2 separate regions of the Mus musculus genome follow, and region 2 is linked to region 1. Evidence: chromatin loops called from intact Hi-C (ENCODE). Cell type or tissue: left cerebral cortex. All regions are shown on one strand. Links, peaks and the distances in the headings refer to the core of each region. The heading gives the core; the rest is flanking DNA. Region 1 overlaps Ctnnd2 (catenin (cadherin associated protein), delta 2). Region 2 overlaps Ctnnd2 (catenin (cadherin associated protein), delta 2).

Region 1 (10,369 bases), core at 4,042-8,041:
TAAAAAAAGTGTCTGAGTTCCAGTACCACTGTTCCAGGGTGTGTCCACAGATATGTAATAGTGGTACATTTAGAAAACACAGCTTTGCATAGATGTAGATGCCGTGTAGACTCCACAGAATGCACCCAGCATGGGCATTCAGGGGAGAGGGCATGTTGTTTTACGTGTTTTCCTTGGCATACCTGTGGGGTTCTGGCAAGTGTTTTTCCCCCCTCTCTCTCTTTTCCAGATAGTTTTAAAATGCTTGCTTCTTGTAAATCTGCATTCCTCCTAGCTTTGCTTTCAAGTCTTCCCCCATTTTCTCTCTCTAGCATAAATATGTTGAATCTGGCTTTGACAATCAAAGCGTTTTGTATGGCAAGGAGTTTATATTTGTGCTCCAAGCTTACGTTCCCTTTTCTGTGCAAATATTTAGATTATTAAAGTTGTTCTGACAGAGCTTCATGCCGAAGTGAAAGTTTCATGGATATATATTTTTACCAGTGTTCATGTAGACTTTCAAAAGATCTGCCACCGAGATACCCTTCCTATGTATTATTTATGATAACTGTCTGTAGGACCTTTGTGTCCTTGTATTGTGTTTTCGTCTCCACTTTTCTTTCTATTGGAACTTACAGAAATGGCTCTACATGAAATACTTAATAGAATTTTAATATTGGCATCCCCTGTCTGCATGGCTAGGGGCAGGTGGCTTGTAGGATCTCTCAATATCTACAATATGTGTTCTCCCTCTTCCACACCTTCTTATTGCACCTTCTCCTCTCTCCCCTGTCCTCTTCCTCTTCGTCCTCCTTCTTCTCCTCCCTTCAATACTTTCCATGATTTTGGGACCCTCAGTTAAGGAGGAAGCAATAAGGGTTGCCTCCATGAGGATGCACACCATGATACTTGGCCTTTGGACCCTTTATCTGAGGGGAAAAACCTATATTCATTTTTTTTTCAGTAAAGTTGAAGTTGTCAGTGAGATGTTACCCACAATTTTATTAGCCCTTCCTTTCCCAGTGATGCTCACCACCTTGGCAGTTAATGCCTTCAGGAACAACGCAGGCCCTATGCATAAACACTGTCTCTTCTCTTTATGTTATTTATCAGTTTCCATCAAAGCCAGAGCCCCTCTGGAGGATGGCTAGACAAGCAGCACATCATTTGACTTGACTGTGTCCAAAACTCAAGTCTCTCTTACAGTACCAGGATTTTTGAAGTTGTAGGTTGGCACCCCCTTCTAGAGACCAGTGTAGAGGAAAAGTTGTCTGACTCCTGTGAACCATGACTATAATGCAGAAGCAAATTTGATACAAGACAGAGATTAAACTCAGGGGACATAGCTTATTTGGGGATGTAGATGTGCCCCCCTGGGCTACATTTTATACAAGAATTCAGTGAAACCATTTGGCAAACAAAAAACCTGAAGGGTTGACAATTTCCTCCCGTTTGAAGGCGAGAGTGGACAGCTTTGTCCATACTTGTGTGAACTTCTGAGCTCTACACACACATATCCCAAGAAAGCAGAATCATTTCTCTAAAGTTTCAGTCAGCACAGAACTGATGGCCCTAAATTATCTCACTGGAAGGTTCTCAGTGAGACATCAGTGTCTCTGGAGTGGTCCCTGCAAGGCCTTCCTTCATTCCGGCTTCCCTGAGTCCCTGGAAGAGGACACATCAGTCATTAACTTACTCTCTCTACTTTGTCATTATGTAGACCACACGGTGTTAAGATAGTTTCTGCAAATGCCAGACCTCAGCCTTCCTGATGTAAGCCATGGCCACATTCCTGCACCTCTCTTAACAGCCCAAAGGTGGAAGCTCTGCTTCCTTTGAAACGCGCTCTCTGCCCTTTACTGACCATGACCCTGTCCTGACCCAAAAGCACTTCTGCCAACAGAGTCTGAGTCAGAATGGTCTTCAGCGGGGACACCTCAAGTGACAGATCTACCCCTGTGTTCAAGTAACCACAGGAAACTGAGAAGGGGCAAAACATGGGTAAAAAGGAGTTGCCAGACTGATGGCGATCCACGAAGCTTGCTCATCTTGGGTAGTCACCAGGTAGTGACGTCAGTTGTCCATTCCTGACTTCACGGCATTAGCTCCCTAGCATCCTGAGCAAATGTCATTCCTCTCTCAGAGCTGGGGCCCTGCTGACTGCTTCAGCAAACTTGGCAAGTCTCAATGTGTCCTCACAAGGACTGTCCTAAATCAGGGACCTGTTTTATACAATGTGGTTTCTTTTAGAGCCAGGGTATACTCATGACTGGGACTCAGGATTCCTGAGAGCGTGTTGGCTGTGAGGTCACTTGAGAGCTGGCTGTAAGCATTGGGATTTTTCTGGGGACACTTGCTCTGCTTAGTGACTTGTAGGTGCTAGTGACCTGATACATCAAGCTTGTGCTCTGTGTAGTTAAAACCTGTTTGGGAGCCATGTGTGCATTGCCTGCCTTCCAGATCCAATTGTATTGAAAATATATCCTCTATGAAACAGCTCTATCACAGTGGCATGAATCCACAGTACAATTACATAAAAGGTCACAATAAGCAAATGAGTAACACACACACACACACACACACAAAAGTGGAAAATAAAATGTATAACTATAGTTTATCCTAAGTCTGTCCTAAGCAAAACTTACATACAAAGACATGATATATTTGTTTTATCAAAGCATTTCTGAGTGTATGGTTTCTATTCTTGAGGATTTTCTAACAAGATAAAACAGGGTTACACCGAACGTATCCCCAGCTCCAGCCTGTTGAGTCATATCACATACTCGATAGCTACTTCCTTCTGAGTTCCAAAGAAGCAGATCCTCACCTTCTCAGCAACAAAGGGACATTAGTTCTGGGACTGATCTAAGGAACTAGGAAGGAAGAACACAGGTTCCTGCCAGCAGAACCATGACTAGGGACAGCATCAGGACCACTTTGCTCCAAGTTATTGTGAAATACTTTGTGTCACTATTCTTCTTTAGGGTCCTCTTCAACAATAACACATTTCTTCCCATTCTCTTTACTGATAAATGGTCAAATATCACTATGAAAAGGAGTCTAGCCCTTAATTTTTACCTGAAATCTAATTTGAAAAGTAGACTTACAATTTTATTGTATGAAATTATGTTTGAGGTACAGCTTAACCCGTAGATGAGTGGACTAAGTTCTTTCCATCTACTGTGTGTGTATTTTTTTTTAAGTCAACAATGGGTTAGGATAAGCTATCCTATGAATTGTGAAGTAGACTTAAACTATAGCCTTATGTCTCCCAAACTGGCCAAGAGGCACTAAATGAATTTATACAGTGAAACAAAAGCAAATGTGTGCTCCCAGGTTCCCATTTTTTGTGCAAATGATGAGCTGCTCTTCGACATTTATTACTCCATCAGCCACAGTGATGGACCACAGCATTCCTGGACCATTTGTTATGAGCTATAGATGAGCTGGTGCAGCTGTGCAGCCCAATAAGTTAGACCCTGGTTACGTGTGGCTGTGTGAATTGGGATTAATCATGTGCACGCTAAATCCAGTGCTTCCATTGACAAGCAGCATTTGAGGCCCTCAATGAGCCTGTCTGGCTAGTGAGTGCTAAATTGGGACATGCCAGTTTGGGACATTACCAGGCCTAAAGCAAGTGGATGGGACCATGCTGCTCAATGGGTACCAATAAGGCTTGTGTAGTGAGACTGCTGAGTGATAGGGGTGTTTAAACACACAGAGACAGCAGGCTGGGTTAAATTTGTATTTTATTACACACACACACACACACACACACACACACACACACACACACACACACACACACTGAATAACACCGCTTACTGCCTCAGAGACAATATAAAATCTTACCGCTTCTTTCTCCTTTCCCTTTTTCTTGTTAAAAATTCTATAAACTTTTTACCAAGATCCTCCTATATGTCTGTTTTTGACTTAGACATTCAAAATGTCTAACGGTCATCTGGCATTTTCCAAAACTTCTACAGATTTGAGGAACATTTAAGGAAAGTTTGTAAATGCTAATATCCAACATAATTAGTACTCTCAAATTGCATGTTCCAGCAGATCAAAAAAACAAAAACAAACAAACAAAAAACCTGGCAAGGTATTTACAAACCATAGCTTTCCTGGGATACACATAAGTCAAATACATAAATATTGAGTACTTATCCCACTTTATTGGTAAATTAGCTTATTAATTAAATTAGTTCCTTTTAAATTATTTTTTCAAATCTTTTACATAAGTGAACTAACTGTATTTACATTATTTCCTCTGTTCCCTCTCCATGTCCCAACTCCTGAATCGCAAATGTTCAACCTCCTCTTCTTTAATTATTATTGTTTTATACACACATGCACGCATGCATGTACACGCATGGCCAAGTCCACCTAGTGGTGCTTCTATGCACACGTAGGGATAACCACTTAGGATTGAATTTGCCAGGAGCTCAGCCATGGAGAGAACGAAGCCTCCCTCTGTCAGCGGTCTGTAGCTCTCCATCTAGGGCTGTGGCTGTGTGAGATTTCCTCCATCCTCACTGATGTGTTGGGATGTCAACTCATTTTTCAGGTCATGTTTAGGCAGCCATGCTGTTGAGAGTTCACGGGTGCAGTTTCCCTGTCACATAAAAGACATGGTCTCCTAGCTGATGTCCTGTCTTGTCCTTTGACTCTTACAAACCTACCACCTCTCTCCAGCAACAACCCTGAGGCCTTAAATGGAAGGGCTGCTTTACCATGTGGGGCTACGCATAGCACAGTCCTTTAGCTATGCATTTTGATGTGTTGTAGGTCTCGACACTAGCTTCCATTGAGAATTCCATCCATGCACACAATGTTTTACAGTTGTACCCCTTCCCCACCTTCACAGCTATTTGTCCCGTCCCCTTCCCAGAACCCCGCATATCCCATCCAACTTCATCTCTGTCCCCTTCTCATTTGTTTGAAACCCAACCCAACCAGTCGGGACAGTGCTGCTCATACGAGCATAAATGTAGGGTCATCTACTGGAGCATAGACAACCTGCCAGGATTATACCCCAGAAGAACACAGATCCTCCATCCCTCGCTAAGAATTACCTTTCAGCATCTCCTGCGTGGAACCCTTTGGGATACTCTCCTGTTCATGCTGAGCCTGCCTTGATCTTACTAAGGTCTTGTGCAGGCAGCCACAGCCTCTGTGAGTTACTGTTGGGATGTCCCTGTTGTGGCTAGAAGACACTATCACATAACGCTCTTCCCTATTCTCTGACTTAGAATCTTTCCATTCCTTCTTCCATGATGTTCCTGAGTATTGAGAGGAGGCGGTGGAGTACAGCTCAGGACCGAGCAGATCAAAATCACTTATTCTTTGTATTGTGACCGATTATATAATCTCTGTATCAACCTCCATTCACCACTAAAAAGACAGCTGCACTTAAATTAGGCACATTTATCATTATTCATTAAAAAAGAATGCCCTCTCTAATGCCATTGTTAATATAATAGAAGGCCATTATTTGTGTCATAGAAGACATAATAGAGTTTATTGTAAGCAGGGGACTCCCTATTCTTAATGTTTCCGCCATTATCTTCCTGTGTGAGGCTCTCCCACCACTCGCTAGCCAGATACAAGGTCATAGAGATATTAGTCAACAACAGAGTGGAGCCTCAGAGGGAAAATGTCTGTGTGCTTGTCAGAATTTTTAGGATCAGTACCATCTACCTCCCTTGACAGACTGTTATCAACCCCAGGACCCACTTCAGATGCCCAGAACCAGATGGTCTGCCATTGTTGGTTCTCAAAGTTTGGTGGAGACTTCAATCACCTAGACAGCTTGTCCTACAGAAGTAGCTTGGCCCCCACCAGTGATTCTGTTCTATTCAAGGCAGTGAGGCTGTTGTTTGGTAAATAGACAGCGCACTCTGGAATCCACCACTCTGAGATCTGGTTCTCATGTGTGTTGGGCATTGCTGGGAAGCTGGCTTACTTAGCTGATGCTTAGGTACCACCATCAAAGGCTCGGAATTAAATGTCTAGGGTAAATCTTAGCTGTTCCAATATTTTTGAGAAGTTCCCTGACAATTTTCACCTATAGTTTAGTTTCAGAAGCCCGGTCTCTTATGGTCCTGCTAAGGGAGCAACTCCACGCTTCTTAGTTTGATATTAGACCATAGCAATGGGATTCAGGAAGACACAGGAGTTCTCCAGAGCTTGCACATTCTTCAAACTCTCAAAGCCAAAACCTCAGGCCAAATTTATGAATCACTCCTTCATTGATTGAGTAAACGTCACTGCAGTCTCTCTGTGGATCAGGTTCTCTTGTGGTTGCTAGAGAGACTCCTGTAAGCAAGCGCATGGAGCTCGCATCCCACACCTTGTGGTAAGCTTAAAATAATTCCAGTTCAGATTGGGATATGTAATGCACTTATGAAATTTATATTAAACATATACATTATATATAAACAAATGTGTGTAGTAGAAATACACATATATACCTCCCACAGAGAGTGTCTCTCAGCAAAGAGTTGTCTCCCTCATAAAATGCTGTGCTTAGTGTGTGTTTGTGTACACGTGCATGAGGGTGCATTGACATGTTCTACTCATGTTGGGGTGGGGTCAGAAGACAGCCTCCCTGGGTTTTGTACATCAACACTACAACACCCCAACACCCCACCCTCCCATCCCCTACCCCACCCCACCCCACCCCCACCCCCACCCCTTGGCCCCCAAAAAAGTCTCTCTCATTGGTCTTGACCTCTAAAAGAGAGACTAAACTGGCTGTCCAGTAACAGCCAGACTGCCTGCCTCCCTAGTGCAGTGTAGCACTAACCCCTTTTGCCCAGTGAAATGTGGGTGCCAGGGATCAGGCTTAGGAGACAAGATTTTACTAAGATGTCTCCCCGAGTCCCAACTTGTTCTTAATTCAGTATCTTGATGCTTCCTCGGTACATCCTCAGTGTTTCTCCAGACAATTTGGAATGCTGTGTGTGCTCAGATAAAGTGCCCAGCCTCCCACTTGCCAAATACCACCCCAAAGGGCAGAGGTACAACGGAAGTTTCCTGTGGAGAGCATCTATCAGCTCTTCTTCCCCCCTCCCTTCATTTCCTTGCTCTCTTCCCAGCCCAACCAGCATTCTTCCTTCCATACCCTTCCATGACAGCTTCTCTCTCACACAGTGTGAGATGCTACTAGCTTTTCACACCAGGGACTCCCCCAGACCCTTTCTCCTGCCCTGGGTGAAGCTTGGAGAATCTAGTCATTCTGCCCATAAGTAGATGACAATTGGGTATTTTCATTCTAATGCAGATTTGTCTCTGAGCAAGATTAGAGGAAACTGTCTTTCTAACTCCACCCCAGCCCTGGTCTTTTGTGTTCTTGTAAGTCAAAGAAAGCAACTGGCTTTCAGTCGAAAGACACAACAGCAGAGGTGTTGTTCTGAGACATCTAGAGTACACTTTTAATAACCAGAAAAGGAAGCACTTTTAGTGTTTCCAATTTTAATTGATCTGTTTCCTCTAGTTTTTTTTTTTTTTTTTTTTTTTTTAACTGAAAAACCAAGCTTACTCTCGTGACGTAGCACTTTTCCCTCCGTTTAACTCTTGACCAAAAAGTCTTAACGGCAAGACAGCAGAATAAATTCTAAGTAGTGCATCTTTTATGTCCCGGTCTAAGTACGCAATTCGGTCAGTTTTCGGTGGCTGAAAGTGTGTCTCCTGGAATAATGGGAGCGTTTAATGCCTGGAGTTTTCATTAAAGCTAGCAGAGAGAGAGAGAGAGGGCGTTCTGAGAGATCACCGGTTGGGTGGCCTTTAAATGTTTCTCCTGTGACTAAAACCTCTTGGAACTCGGAGCAGACGCATGCCTCTCGCCTCTTTGTCAGCGGGCCTCTGCTAACCCGCTCCTTTCCCTCCTTGGAAAGGAACCGGGCTGGGAACGTGCTGGGGCGTGGGTTCGCGTCCCTCTCCACGCGTAGCCTGGGCGCAGAAGTTGTCTTCTGCAGCCGGGCGGGGCGGGCGGGCGGGCGGCTGCTTCTCCACCTCTGAGCGCGCCTGTTCTCTGCTCTCCCTCCCGGCACAGGGCACGACCGGCCGCGCGGGGCACCTGGCGGGCTCCGAGCCTGCGCCACCGCCTCCGCCTCCGCGGGAACCGTTCGCGCCCAGCCTGGGCAGCGCCTTCCACCTGCCCGACGCGCCGCCCGCCGCCGCGGCGCTCTACTACTCCAGCTCCACGCTGCCCGCGCCGCCGCGCGGGGGCTCCCCGCTGACCACCACGCAGGGCGGCTCACCCACCAAGCTGCAGCGCGGAGGCTCGGCCCCCGAGGGTGCCGCCTACGCCGCGCCGCGCGGCTCCTCGCCCAAGCAGTCGCCCAGCCGCCTGGCTAAGTCCTACAGCACCAGCTCGCCCATCAACATCGTCGTGTCCTCGGCCGGCCTGTCCCCGATCCGCGTGACCTCGCCCCCCACCGTGCAGTCCACCATCTCCTCTTCGCCCATCCACCAGCTGAGCTCCACCATCGGCACCTACGCCACCCTGTCGCCCACCAAGCGCCTGGTCCACGCGTCTGAGCAGTACAGCAAGCATTCGCAGGAGCTGTATGCCACCGCCACCCTCCAGAGGCCGGGCAGCCTGGCAGGTAAGGGGCTGGGCGCTCTGGTGTGGCTCACATGGACGCTTGGCGGGGAACCAGGGAGACTGGATCCAAGCAGCAGTGCTGGGCATGTCTTGGGTCCAGTTTTCAGATTCCGGGGCTGTCGGGTTGTCAGGGATTGTCTGGAAAGACTGTCAGCGTCTCTCTTCAGGTGTGCCTATCATGTGGTCTGTCTGCCTCTAACACCTGACTGCCTTCCCTTGTCCCTCCCTAAAGTCTGAAGACTTAAACCCAGCAAGGAGGTTAATTTAGTAGGACCACACAGACCTGTTGCTTACATGCAGAAAGAAATCAAGTAGCTCTCCCAGTGGGTATGATCAGTATTAGTTGCCACAAAAAGTTATATATTTTCCCCCCAAATCAGATTCTGAATTTACATAGGTTGCAGCAGCAGCAGCAGCAGCAGAGTAAAAGTAACCAACGGGAAGCATCTTCAATGGTTACCTACTTCATTATAGGGGCTCAGCGGGGGACGGGGGTTGTCTGAGTTGGAGAGGCTGCTTTCTTCTGCCAAATCAGAAGAGGTGACATTTCTGTGGTGCCTGTCCCTATTACAGACCAGGCTGAGCTGGCGACTGTGCTGTCAATGCCATATGCTCAGTTTAAACAAGACACTGTGATTGAAAGACTAATGCTCCCTCCTAAGACACCTGACATGTAATCTGGATTTATCGCCTATTTCTTTCCTTCTAGAAGTATTTGGTAATTTTGTGACTCTAGTAACAGATGCTGTGCTCGTATGCTTCTTGTCTTGACACAAATAGATGACTGTGAAGATAAATAGGATTAAAAAAAAAAAAGGGAACTTGTCACAGGCACAAGGCAGGTGGCCAAGGACTTCTTTAATTCAAACACAGTAATCACCAGCAAAGACTAGTTAGCTAGTTAGCTGGTTAGCTGGCTTAGTGGGATGCAGGCTGGGATATGCTGCCCACAGGACTGTGCTCGGTTTGTTTGCAGAGAATAATCTGTCTCACTGCTGTGCCTGGAGAGTGGGATTTTGGAGGTAGCCAATCATTAATGCCCAGCTATGTCTTCTAAGGTAGCCACTAGTTTGAAGAGCATCTTAGGAAACAGGCAACAAGCTTTATGTTTATGAGATCATACCAAGAATCAGAGGGGTGAGAGGTCACCCTGGTCATCCCCCAGCCACCATAGAGAAGATGCAAGGAGTTAGGGGTCTGTAGACTTCTAAAGCCCATTGCATTTCTGTGTTTGCCTGGTGGAAAACAGAAGGGTGGTTTTGTTGTTGGTGGTGGTGTTTGTTTGTTTGTTTGTTTGTTTGTTGAGGGAGGGGGTCCCACCTCTTCCCTCACCTGCTGATGTGTGACAGACATGTGCTGTCACACTGTATACCTGTGGGGAAGCAGAGAGTGGCCAGATAGCAGAACGTGTAGAATTTTGAGGAAAGGTTTAGGGAATGGAAATACAGTTACCAAGAATGCGACCATTCCTTGCATATTTTGAAAATGACTTATATTCTAAGGGCTGCAAAGAATGTTTCAAAGGCTTTGATGGCAGTCAGTCGGGGTGGGGTGCTGGTGCTGATGTTGGTACTGGTGCTGCTGGTGGTGCTGGTACTGGTGCTGATGTTGGTGTTGGTACTGTTGTTGGTGCTGGTGCTGGTGTAGTGTTGGTACTGGTGCTGGTGTTGGTATTGGTATTGGTGTTGGTACTGGTGCTGGTGCTGGTGTTGGTGTTGGTACTGGTGTTGGTGCTGGTGCTGGTGTTGGTGCTGGTACTGGTGCTGGTGTTAGTGC
Region 2 (10,369 bases), core at 2,466-6,465, 52 kb after region 1:
TTATCAGAGTCAGTTTTGGGCATTTTGTGATTTTACTCAGCAAAGACTTACTGAGCGAACGGTCAGGCGCTGTTTTGGATACCGAAAGACATGTGCATCAAGTAAATGATGTGGCGAAAGAGTGACTAGGAAGTACACAGGAAACAGTCATGCTTAAACTCCTATCAACTTTGAGTAGAAATGTAATTGAAGACTTAGCTCTTACATTTTTATTTAAAATCACCCTTAGTCACTGCTTATGCTATGCAGCATATAATTCTGTTTAATAACGTCAGTCCTCCTCGTGCTGCCTGCTGGCTTCAGAGCCCCAGCCCCTGACTCAGTTTGTTTGCAGTCATACCGAGGATGAGGCACCAGGTCACCATGAAAGCCCCCAACCCTGAAGCTTGCAACCAACATCAAGGAATCCAATAGGAAGGCATCCTGTTCTCCCAAGAGCCATTAGGACTCTTCTCCTGTCTCTTCACAAAGATGTTGCCGTGGCTCAAGCCAGGCCTGGTGTTGCTAGAAAACAGCTCACTCAGGTAGATGAAGTTGGTCGCAGTGGAGCACTTCTGCCATTGAAGGGCTCTGCATTGTTGTAATGCCTGGGCATCTTTAGGTGAGTTGTTGTGTTTCCATCAGCGCCTCATAATGTGCTCATTGTCCTCTGTCCTGAGAACGACTGAAAGGTTGACACATTTAAATTTGTCATGAATCAGATGGAAAGTATCAGGAAAATGACGGTGTCAGTGTTGCAAATGGAGCTTTAGCAGGACAAATACTGTGTGTCCCTGAGTAATGTGTAAAATACCGTGGTGGGCATATTTACACAAATATCCACAGTGTCTCAAAACATGTTCAGATACATATACACAAACATAACACATATATACACACACTCTCACACACACACAGAGACACTTAAAACACATTCAGATATATATACACAAACATCACACACATACACACACACACACACACAAATCAGACCTATGTCTGTCTGGATGCTTTTAAACAGAACTCTAACCCCAAGGGCAAGGCACCAAATCCTCAGAAAGAATACATTTGCATTCTTCAAAATTGCAATGCAGTTCCAGCTTTATTACTGACATCATTGGTTACTGAGAAGGGAGGCAAACTGGGCAGTGCAGAAGAAGTCCTTCAGCCCCTGGGCCAGGCCTGTGCACTTGCCATTCCGGCCCATGCTCCAGGATGAAGCGCCTGTGTGTAATGTGCTGCATTCGCTCATTCTGCACAGCGAACACTTACAAGTGGCAGGGAATGAGAATGCACTGTGGCAAGCTCGCTCAATAGGAGCTTGTTGTTAAGTTTCCAGAGAGGTATGAAAGAGACAGGAAATGGGCCCAGCAGCCTCAGCCAGGAGGGCCTCATTGAAAACCAGTTCACAGGCTCAGATACAATAGAAGCTTTTGGAAACCGGGCAGGATCTCTGAGAATGGCACTGTGGATGGAATCAGCCTGCCCTGGGCCTCACTGCCTGTGGTGAGAGGTCTAGGCCCCCCTGCCCTGCTCTGCCACCTTGCCCCTCACCCTTACCTCCCTCCCATTCCTCTCTTTGGCTCTACTTGCTGGGGCCATTAGGCTAAAGATTGGGCTCTGCCTTAGGCCTCTAGTCTGTCTTCTATGTGCAGAACTCTCCAGCACCCGGGGTTCAATCTTGCTCAAGAGATATGTCATGGGTGCAATACCATCCTCTAAATTCCTATGATGAAGTCTTAACTGCTAGACTCACAATGTGTAGAAACAGTTTCCAAGCAGGTGATTAAAGATAAACTGACACCCCTGGGTTGAGGCCCTCACCCCACAGGACGGACTTGCAAGACTGTATGCAGACACTGGGAATCCAGTCACTTGCAAATTGAGGAAAGAGGCCTCTGAAGGAGGAAAACCTCCCAGCACTTTGACCTTGGGCCCCAGTTTCCAGACCAGTGGGAAAATTTGTGTTAGGTTGTGAATGGCATTCAGGAGCTAGCATTTTATCACCACAGCCTAAGCTGGGATAGGATCTTCAGTGAGCAGCCATGATGGTGATGGTATGGTGTGTAGCTGGAGAGAGGTTTTTCAGAGCTTGCATTATCTGCCTGATGCTTTGCAGAGGTCTCTTTGGGCAGTGTGAGGATGAAAGTCTTCAGCTGTGGTGGAACTCTGTAGGAAGCTACAGAGCTGTGCTCTGAAGGATCAAGGTAGAGTGAACTGTGGTTGTGATATCTTTTCTAGGAAGGCCAAAGAGGGGCCGGTCTAGCAGGCCCAACACTTTTCCACATAGATGTGGTTTCCTGAAGATTCATGAAGTATAAAATTAAAATGCAATATGCAGGTCAATATAGATCTATTTATCAACTTTATAAAATTTGAAAATGAATATAAAGGTTCTATAAAATGAGATTTGAAAATGGGCAGTTTTATAGTTTTCCATGTATATACATATATATTTGTGTGTCTTTGTGCATGTATGTAAATGATCCTGATACATGGGCATGCCCAGCAATAGAAGTAAACTGATTTCTAGAAACTAATGGTCATTTCATCACTTAAAATCACTTAAAATTTAAAATTTTGAATTTTGCATTAAAACATATTATTTTACTCAAACAAGTTCTAGAGTGGGCAAAACTTACTAGCACCTAGAGGCTTGCGTTCTAGTGTGTGGATCAGAGCATAGGTGCTGGTGGGAAATTTAGAATCCCAGGCCCTTACTCCATGCCTCAGACACCATGGTCTGCATTCTAACCAGACCCCAAAATGAGAGCTGTGCATGTGATTGCCATCGTCACCGACTCTATCAGAAACACCTTTCAGACGCCACACCCAGTTTATTCCAGGAACCAAACAAAAGCATTCAGATGTCACTCTGACTGGGCCGTGTTAAATGTGCCTGACATTCTATTGCTGTGTTGTGCCAGAATAAAATATTAGGATTATTTTATTTTTATAGACTCAGAGTGTTTCTTAAGTGATAAAATGTCTGAATTTGAGAAGCCAGGTGTCCCATGAAATTCATATTATGACCCATCAAATGTAAACCCACCATTTAAAATATCAGAATATAGACTTTAAAGGTAGTTTTCTCCTACTAAATTTTTTTCTTGCCTTTCAAAGGTTTATATGTTCCCATCTCCCTTTCCCTAGCCAAATCCTTTAAATATCTCATTTTTCTCCAATTGAACCATTCTCAGTCTGATGAGGGAGCTTTGAACTCTTTATCTCAGGATTACTTATCCTTGCTAGAGCCTTATCATTTCTATAATGCTTTGTTTCACTCTTTGTCCTCATGCCATGCCCTTGACTGTCATCAGTCCCAGTGAAATGACCTCATCCAGTCTCCTCTGATTGCATCTTAGCAGTAGCATCTCTCGCCACTCTGATATCACTCAGTCTAGACATGGACACTTCCTGCATGGGCAATCTTCACCATCCGGGTGAAGCATTTGGTCTGTCTCCCATCAGATAGATGCCCCTCAGGAAGTTCAGTCATGAATATCTTATCAGGGTAGAAGAACATTCGAGTCATTGTCTTCGGCCAAGCGTATCTATCATATTGCAGCCTGCAACTTCCTGTTAGGATTGCAGAGTCCTGTATCCACTCCCAGACCTACAGACCAATATCAGCAGGATCACCTAACATCGACTCGTTTTCATTAAAGTATAAGAAGCTCCTATTGGAAAATCAGTATTGCCCAGCCCTTTTCCTCCTGAGTTATCAATAGAAGGTAGCAACGTTTCATATAACTTGTTATGGTGCACACGTTTTGATTTGGGGCTCAACTCTTAGGGACTGAGGATGAAGGGCAGATCAGAGGAGAGAATTGCAAGTGCTTCTAGAAGGAAGCAGCCATGCAAGCTGTGTGACTAGACTAGATGTTCTCCGAGATTGGCCCTAGGGAATGCTTCCCTGGAGTGGTCGACGAGCAGTTCTCAGGCTATGGTGGTGTATCTGAGAGTAAGATGACTCCTCAGGTTCCATAGCCTTCATTCCGCAAATCCCCCTTCCAAGTCCCCGTCACCATTTCCTGCCCCTTCTTCACGAGCAGCGAACAATCTCCCACTTTTAAACCCCACTTTATGGCAATAGCATTTCAAAAACTTCCATGTATAGTAAACAAAAATAGGAATATGGGTGGATAAACAACCTGTCCCATTGTAGAACATTGATTGACATAAATAAAACCATCTCAGCAAAAGTTGTATTTTTTTTAAATTGTACTATTTATTTCATAATTATATGCCAATATATTATGTCTTACTACATATTTTTCTCCAAGTGTATACTACTACTCATAATAACCACTTCACTCAAAAATTAAAAATTAGATCTTTAGTGTCAAAGATATGAATTACATAGGCATAGTTATAGGTGTGTATGCTTTAATGAATTATCAGAGTACACTTTTGATCATTTCAAAGGGATAAAACATGGAGGTCCCTTTAAAGTACGGAAATGCATCATAATCTACATTTTATTGGGTTAAGTTCTGACTCTGTCATTCGGCCTATGAAGGAAAATAAAACTTTAGAGGCTTCCATTAGGCTTCACCTTTGAGCCAGTTTCTCAGAAATAAGAAAGGAAACAGTCCAGGCCCCTTTCAAACCCCAGTTCAGGCAAAAAGGGGTCAGTTCTTTAGCTACAGACTTTGATTTCCATTTAAGGCTTTTACTCTTTAGAAAAACAGAATAATGTGTTGGGTTGAAAGCTGGAAAAAAAATGAAACTTGGCCTTGGGGATTTTGAGAAATCAGTACCCATTCCTTAGCAGATCTCAGATGTAAGTCTCAAAACAAATGGGGTCTTTCAATTAATACATGACAAATGAAAATGCTTGGAGTGCCTTAGAAACAATGCCATCTATACACTCTCCCAACCTGGTTCTCTTCACCTTCAATGACACACTGTCACAGCGATGGCACGCTGCCCTCAAATGGAGAAGACTTGCACATTTCATCTTTTCAGGAAAGCCAGAATTCTCCCCTGCCAGTAACCCGAGGTGCCCCGGCCTTGTTGGAATGGATGCCATCTAGTGTCCCATTACTGTTTGCTAAAATGAAGTAGCCACAGGAGATGCGTTCAAATACCTCCCAGATTCTTTGTCCAGTCAGACACTGGCCTTTCTGACAGTTATTGAAGCTAATGGGGAAAGCTCCATCGGTAATTTTTAGCAAGAAATAACTGGGCCTGCCTGTGATCATTGACTCAAGTTTTCACTTTAAGGTTTGCCTTGCTGTTCCAGTGTTAACTGGGGGAATAGTACCTTAGACACCTAGGAATGTGTTCTATTTCATAGACTATGGTGATGGAGCCAAAATCTATATTATTGTTTCGGTTCCATGGGTGTTTGCCTTGCCAATTTCAGCAATGGGTTACCAGGATCTGCTGCGAATCCCCTTATACACAGAATCAAGTTCAGACATTCCAAGCTCCGGTGACAACCCAGATCATGTCAAAACACACCTAAGGCAGTGGAGCTAAACATCTCAAACGCCTCAAATATTTGACCCTTTTCTAGAACAGACTCTATGACATAGTTGGAAGATAACCAGTCCCCCAGGAGAGGCTCATGATGAATTTCCCACAAAGCAAAAGCACTATAGGTCCAGGAAGGCATTAAGCACTCAGCATAGAGGACAGAGATGTGAAGGGAAGGTACTCTGTAGAATCCAGTTTTCAACTTGACATTCTTGTGAGTTTTGACCTTTTGAGGTGGTGTACACAGATGTCTTTTTCATACTCCCAATCAAGGCCCCAAGGGTAGGAAATGGGGCTGAGGTTTATGAAGTTCCCATCAGCCTCAGGATCGTACATGAGAGGGCTATGTGTCCATCAACATCCACATTCACACTCCCTAGGGAAGAATGAAAAGGAACTGCATCTGTATACATGTGAGCACATACTGTAGGATTAGTTATCTCATCTTTTTAAAGTTCATGAGTCTGCTGGTAAATGTCCTGGTGTTTCTCCTCTCTTAGGTCAGAACTTTGCCTCTCTTGAGCATATCACAAGTCCAGCTTACGTCATTTCAAGGTAACATGTGTTGATAGGGCTATAATATGGGATGGCTTTGCAGTAATAATGGGGATTTCCTAAGCAACATAGTATGACAGCAAAGTTGTTACTGTATTTCTCATCCAGAGGCTGGGCTTTGATCCTTTAAACTCTGTCCAGTTCCTACTATCACCTGGGAGATGTATGGAGCTATAACTAGGATACTGGGCCATTAGCCATAGTGCAGTTCTCCAGACTGCAACATTGCTTTGACATAATGACCTTCATTCCTGATACAGGCGACACAAATGGATAGTTAAATTCCCTTGCAGAGTAACAGCACAAGTTTCCTTTTCTCAATTTTTTTCTACTGTTTTGTAAAATACTGTCCATTTTACATTGGTTTCTCTAATAGCTGAAACAGTTTTGATTCTCTGTCTCTTGGTGGCAGGTTCATTATCCGTTTGGTTGTATGTTGCATACAATTGGAAAGAAGATAAAGCTTTTATCTAAAATATTAAAGTAGGTTGAGCTCTGCATCTGATCAAGAAAAAGAAGAATGAGAGGTGCTAAGTTTTGAATTTATAAAAACATAATTTGTGGTGTACTTGTTTTGAGAACATCTTCTTGCTTATCAAGCTAAAGGACAGGTTACATAAATGGACGGAAAGTTCTGTTAGCCCATTCTTGGGAATTGGTGTCATGTTATTAATGTTGAATATTAAACAGTTCTTGTTTTCAGCGTTGCTCTAACTCATTTTCCTTTTCCTGCTCAGCTGATTAGATGCTTAGTATTCCACCCAATTCCCTCACCCACAGAGCCTTTTTTGAAAACCGTGACATAGTTGCTCGTTTGTTTAAGGGCACCAATATTTAGATAAACAAAAATCTTAATGGGAAAGGCAGAATTGCAGCTACTGTTCTTCTGAGCATGAAAAGGAAAGGTGTTAGCTCCCAAGGAACATTACTGTTTCTGCCAAAATCGGTCAACTGAGCCTTATAAAAACTAACAGAAAAAAAAAAAAAGTTAGATGGAATGTTGTATTTGAAATTGACTTCATTTACTTTTGATGGGTGCTGACCTTAGCACTTGGCCCATGGCAGTCAAATGCAATTAAGCCAGACCTGTGACCAAAGGAGCTAGGTAGGATGCAAACCCTGTGGAATGATCAGAGGCCCTCAGCCTCATTCCCAGCCCAGATTCCATTAGTGTTCCGAGGTGTTAGATCCGTGATGGACACCTTGCCATTTCAATAAAGGCCTAAGAAGCATCCCTGAAAGCCTCGTGGGAATCAAGAGCATGTCATCTGTTGCAGAATCAGATGTGACATACCCAGGTATTCTGAATGTATGAAAAATCAGATACAATTACAGATTTATACTGTGCTTTGTCGCACTTAAAACTTACCAAACAGCCTGTCGGTTTTCTATACACGGTATGTAGGTGGTCACAAGGTAGCCAAGGAAAGACACATCTGGACAGAAACCTGAATAAACATTGAGCACCATCCAGCAGGAACCTAGTGCTAAGGGCCAGAGAGAATCCAAAATTCTAAGACCCTGAGAAACTGCAGCAAGGAGATCTGGGCATCTGGAAATACTAACCTGGAGAGATGGAGCAAGAATGTGGAGGTTTTTGCAAGGCACAGTTGTGGGGTGTCCCTGTTAAGATTGGGTATATGTCAAATCAGATGGAGAGTCATTCATCGTCTTTTATAGATATGGATATTAGACTTTAAAGGATCCTTGAGGCTTTGAGTAAAAATGATCCTAAATGGAGACAGGCTAGGAGCAGTGATACCTTGGAGATGGCATTGCAGACCCAGACGGCAAGAAAATGGTCCAGGCACGAAGTTAGTAGGATGGATGCTTATCAGAAGTCTTCAGATTGGGAAAGTACTGAAGGTAGAATCCACAGAGTTCCCTAAAGAATTTAATTCGGAGTTGCCAGAGAAAGGGTCAAGGATAGCTGCAATGGTGTTGTCCTGAACTGCTGGGAAGAATTTGTTTCTCAAGATGAGCCGTTCCAGGTGACATCCAGTTTGGGATGCACGGGGTGTTCCATGCAAAGGTTGAGGCTTATCCATCTCTGTCTAAGTACAGATGTGGACCAGACCCAGAACACAGATGAGGTTGGAAGGAAGACCTGGGCATCCCAAGCCTGGGACTCTACATGGGTCAGACACTGGTTTAAGTTGTTGCCCATGTCACAGCAGTTTCATGATTCCTAATAAGGAAAGCGCTATTCTTATCCTAATGTGACACTTGAACAATCCACTCAAAGCCAGCAAACAGCTTTGAAGAGAGGAGAATTTGGCAGAGAAAACTGAAGTGATGCCAACCGTGAAAGTAGGAGGAGATCAAAGAGGGCACTCAACCGAGGCAAGCAAGGGAAGGAAGCAGGTAGAGGAAGGGCAAGCCTGGGTCAGCTGCCGCTGTGCCATCTAAGTACAGAGGCGAATAATGAACCACCACAGGCTGCAGCTTTAGATCTGGGATCTGGAGCGGGTGATAAATCTCAGCTTTGCTGGACTTACCAGCACATGAAGGTGAAGAAATAAAGTTATCAAGTGTAGAAGCCAGTGCAGTATAAATTCAAGGAATATGGGCTGCCTTGGTTCAAATCTGATCATCTCCATGGGCGACCTTAAACCATGACCCGTATATTCCACAGTTGTTCGTATCTAATATGGTGATGATAAACCTCACGTTTTATTATCAGTTGTAGAATTGTTGTGTTGCTATGTGCAAACTGCGTAAAACGATGCCTGACATTATATAGGGATTTGTCTTTACCAATACAGCATTGTTATCAAAGACACCTCCAGTTGTTTTCCTAAAGATGAGCCTGGGGGAGGGTATTTTCTTTCCAGTAACAGATTTGCTATCGTGTTCTTAGTTAGATGCTGGATAAAATGTTAGCAGACTGATACAGTGTGGGGTGAAGGTAGGGTCATTGTGAGAAGTGTTTGTGTTTGGCAGAAAGATGGATTTAGTGGCATCCGAGGAAAATGGGATGATTTCAACTATTTTAACAAGAAAAAGGTCTGAGTGAGTGGAAATAGGCTCAGTCAGGATGAAGGATCTGAAGTGAGCATCGTCCTCTGTTTTCACACAGGGAAAGAATTTCAAGTATCTCAGGTGAGCGTGAGGAGAGAGCTGGAGTCTCGAAGTCTGAGGAGCCTCTGTGGGGTCAATATCTGGAGTGTGGCAGGGTGGTGGTGCTGTAGGCAGGGTTGAGTGGTGAGTAGAGATGAATGACTGTAGACTTGGCATGGTGAGATCCCAAAGGCATGGCAATGGAGCAACGTCAGGCAGACTTAATGGACAGTAAAGACCTTCATTATACCCAACTCTGAGCCCAGGCAAGGGGATAGGATCTGAAGAGCCACAGACAGTACACAGATTGTGGAGTCAGCATACTTATGAATTATTTTGTGTTAATAGGGAAAGAGCTGGGCTCCCCGAGTATTCACAGCCAGGAGCAATGAACTAGTTCAACCAGAAATTCTGCCCTGACAGAGACTTCCTTAAGCATCACGGTAACCATCCACACATCTTATATTTGTTCCTTAGCAGACAGACAGCACTTGATTAAACTCCTAAGTTTAGGGCTCTCCAGTTCGGACAGAGCCTTTGATACAAAGAAACAATATTATACTCTATTTAATTCTGCACTGGAGATCTGGGACTCTTAAAACATTGAATGGGTCTCTTCACATTTCCACCTTTCAATAGATCCTCCTTGATAGTACATGCAGCATCCAAAAGTGTGCCAATAGAAAGGTGGTTTTAAATGCACTTATATTTAGCACAAAAAAATACTTTAAGTGGAGAAAATAGCATACAGAACTATATAAAGAGTAATTTCGAGTTTATTACAGGGTGTCTTGGTTTGGGTTACTACTGCTATGATGAAACACCATGACCAAAAACAACTTTGGGAAGAAAGGGTTTATTTTTGTCACAGTTCCAAAGAACATCTTATCATCAAAAGCAGTGAGGGCAGAAACTCAAGCACAGCAGGAACCTGAAAGCAGGAGCTGATGCAGAGGCCGTGGAGGGATGCTGCTTACTGTCTTGCTCATCATGGCTTGCTCAGCCTGCTTTCTTAGAGAACCCAAGAGCACCAGCCTAGATGGTGGTTGGGTCTTCCCACAGCAGTCATTAAGAAAATGCCTTACAGGCCTGACCACAACTGGATCTTACAGAGACATTTTCTTAGTTGAGGTTTCCTCCCCTCAAAAGACCCCAGCTTGGTCAAGTTGACATGAACAATCCAGCACACAGGTGAGAAGTGAAAGCACCATGTAGAAATACTTAAGACATGAAGAGTGCAGCATCCTTTTCAGCCCATTCTTCTTGCTAATGGTGCCGCCGTCACTACCAA

The links. Hi-C counts contacts between places; a loop is a spot of excess contacts. Peaks named below come from ENCODE experiments on the same cell type or tissue, not always from the same donor. Only the 100,000 strongest peaks of a DNase experiment are listed, where the experiment ranks them.
Region 2: it touches region 1 in a loop (2.1-fold over the local background); 1 of 42 quality-filtered maps calls a loop at or near these places.

The regions. Positions count from the first base shown.
Region 1 is chr15:30,638,731-30,649,099 of GRCm38, forward strand. It overlaps Ctnnd2 (catenin (cadherin associated protein), delta 2), which reads left to right. Exons shown (of 23, transcript NM_008729.3): 7 at 8,039-8,594. Among named protein-coding and RNA genes, the nearest start is that of Gm31841, 39 kb to the right of the region's middle. In left cerebral cortex, for the core only: a CTCF peak has its summit at 4,336; DNase peaks (open chromatin) are centred at 6,274 and 7,800; H3K4me3 peaks cover 412 bases; H3K27ac peaks cover 265 bases.
Region 2 is chr15:30,692,627-30,702,995 of GRCm38, forward strand. The region is part of intron 9 of Ctnnd2 (catenin (cadherin associated protein), delta 2); the gene reads left to right. Gm41283 (a long non-coding RNA gene) reads left to right here. Exons shown (of 2, transcript XR_875095.2): 1 at 1-10,369. Among named protein-coding and RNA genes, the nearest start is that of Gm41283, 14 kb to the left of the region's middle. In left cerebral cortex, for the core only: no CTCF peak of the experiment used is centred there; DNase peaks (open chromatin) are centred at 4,624 and 4,924; H3K27ac peaks cover 1,591 bases.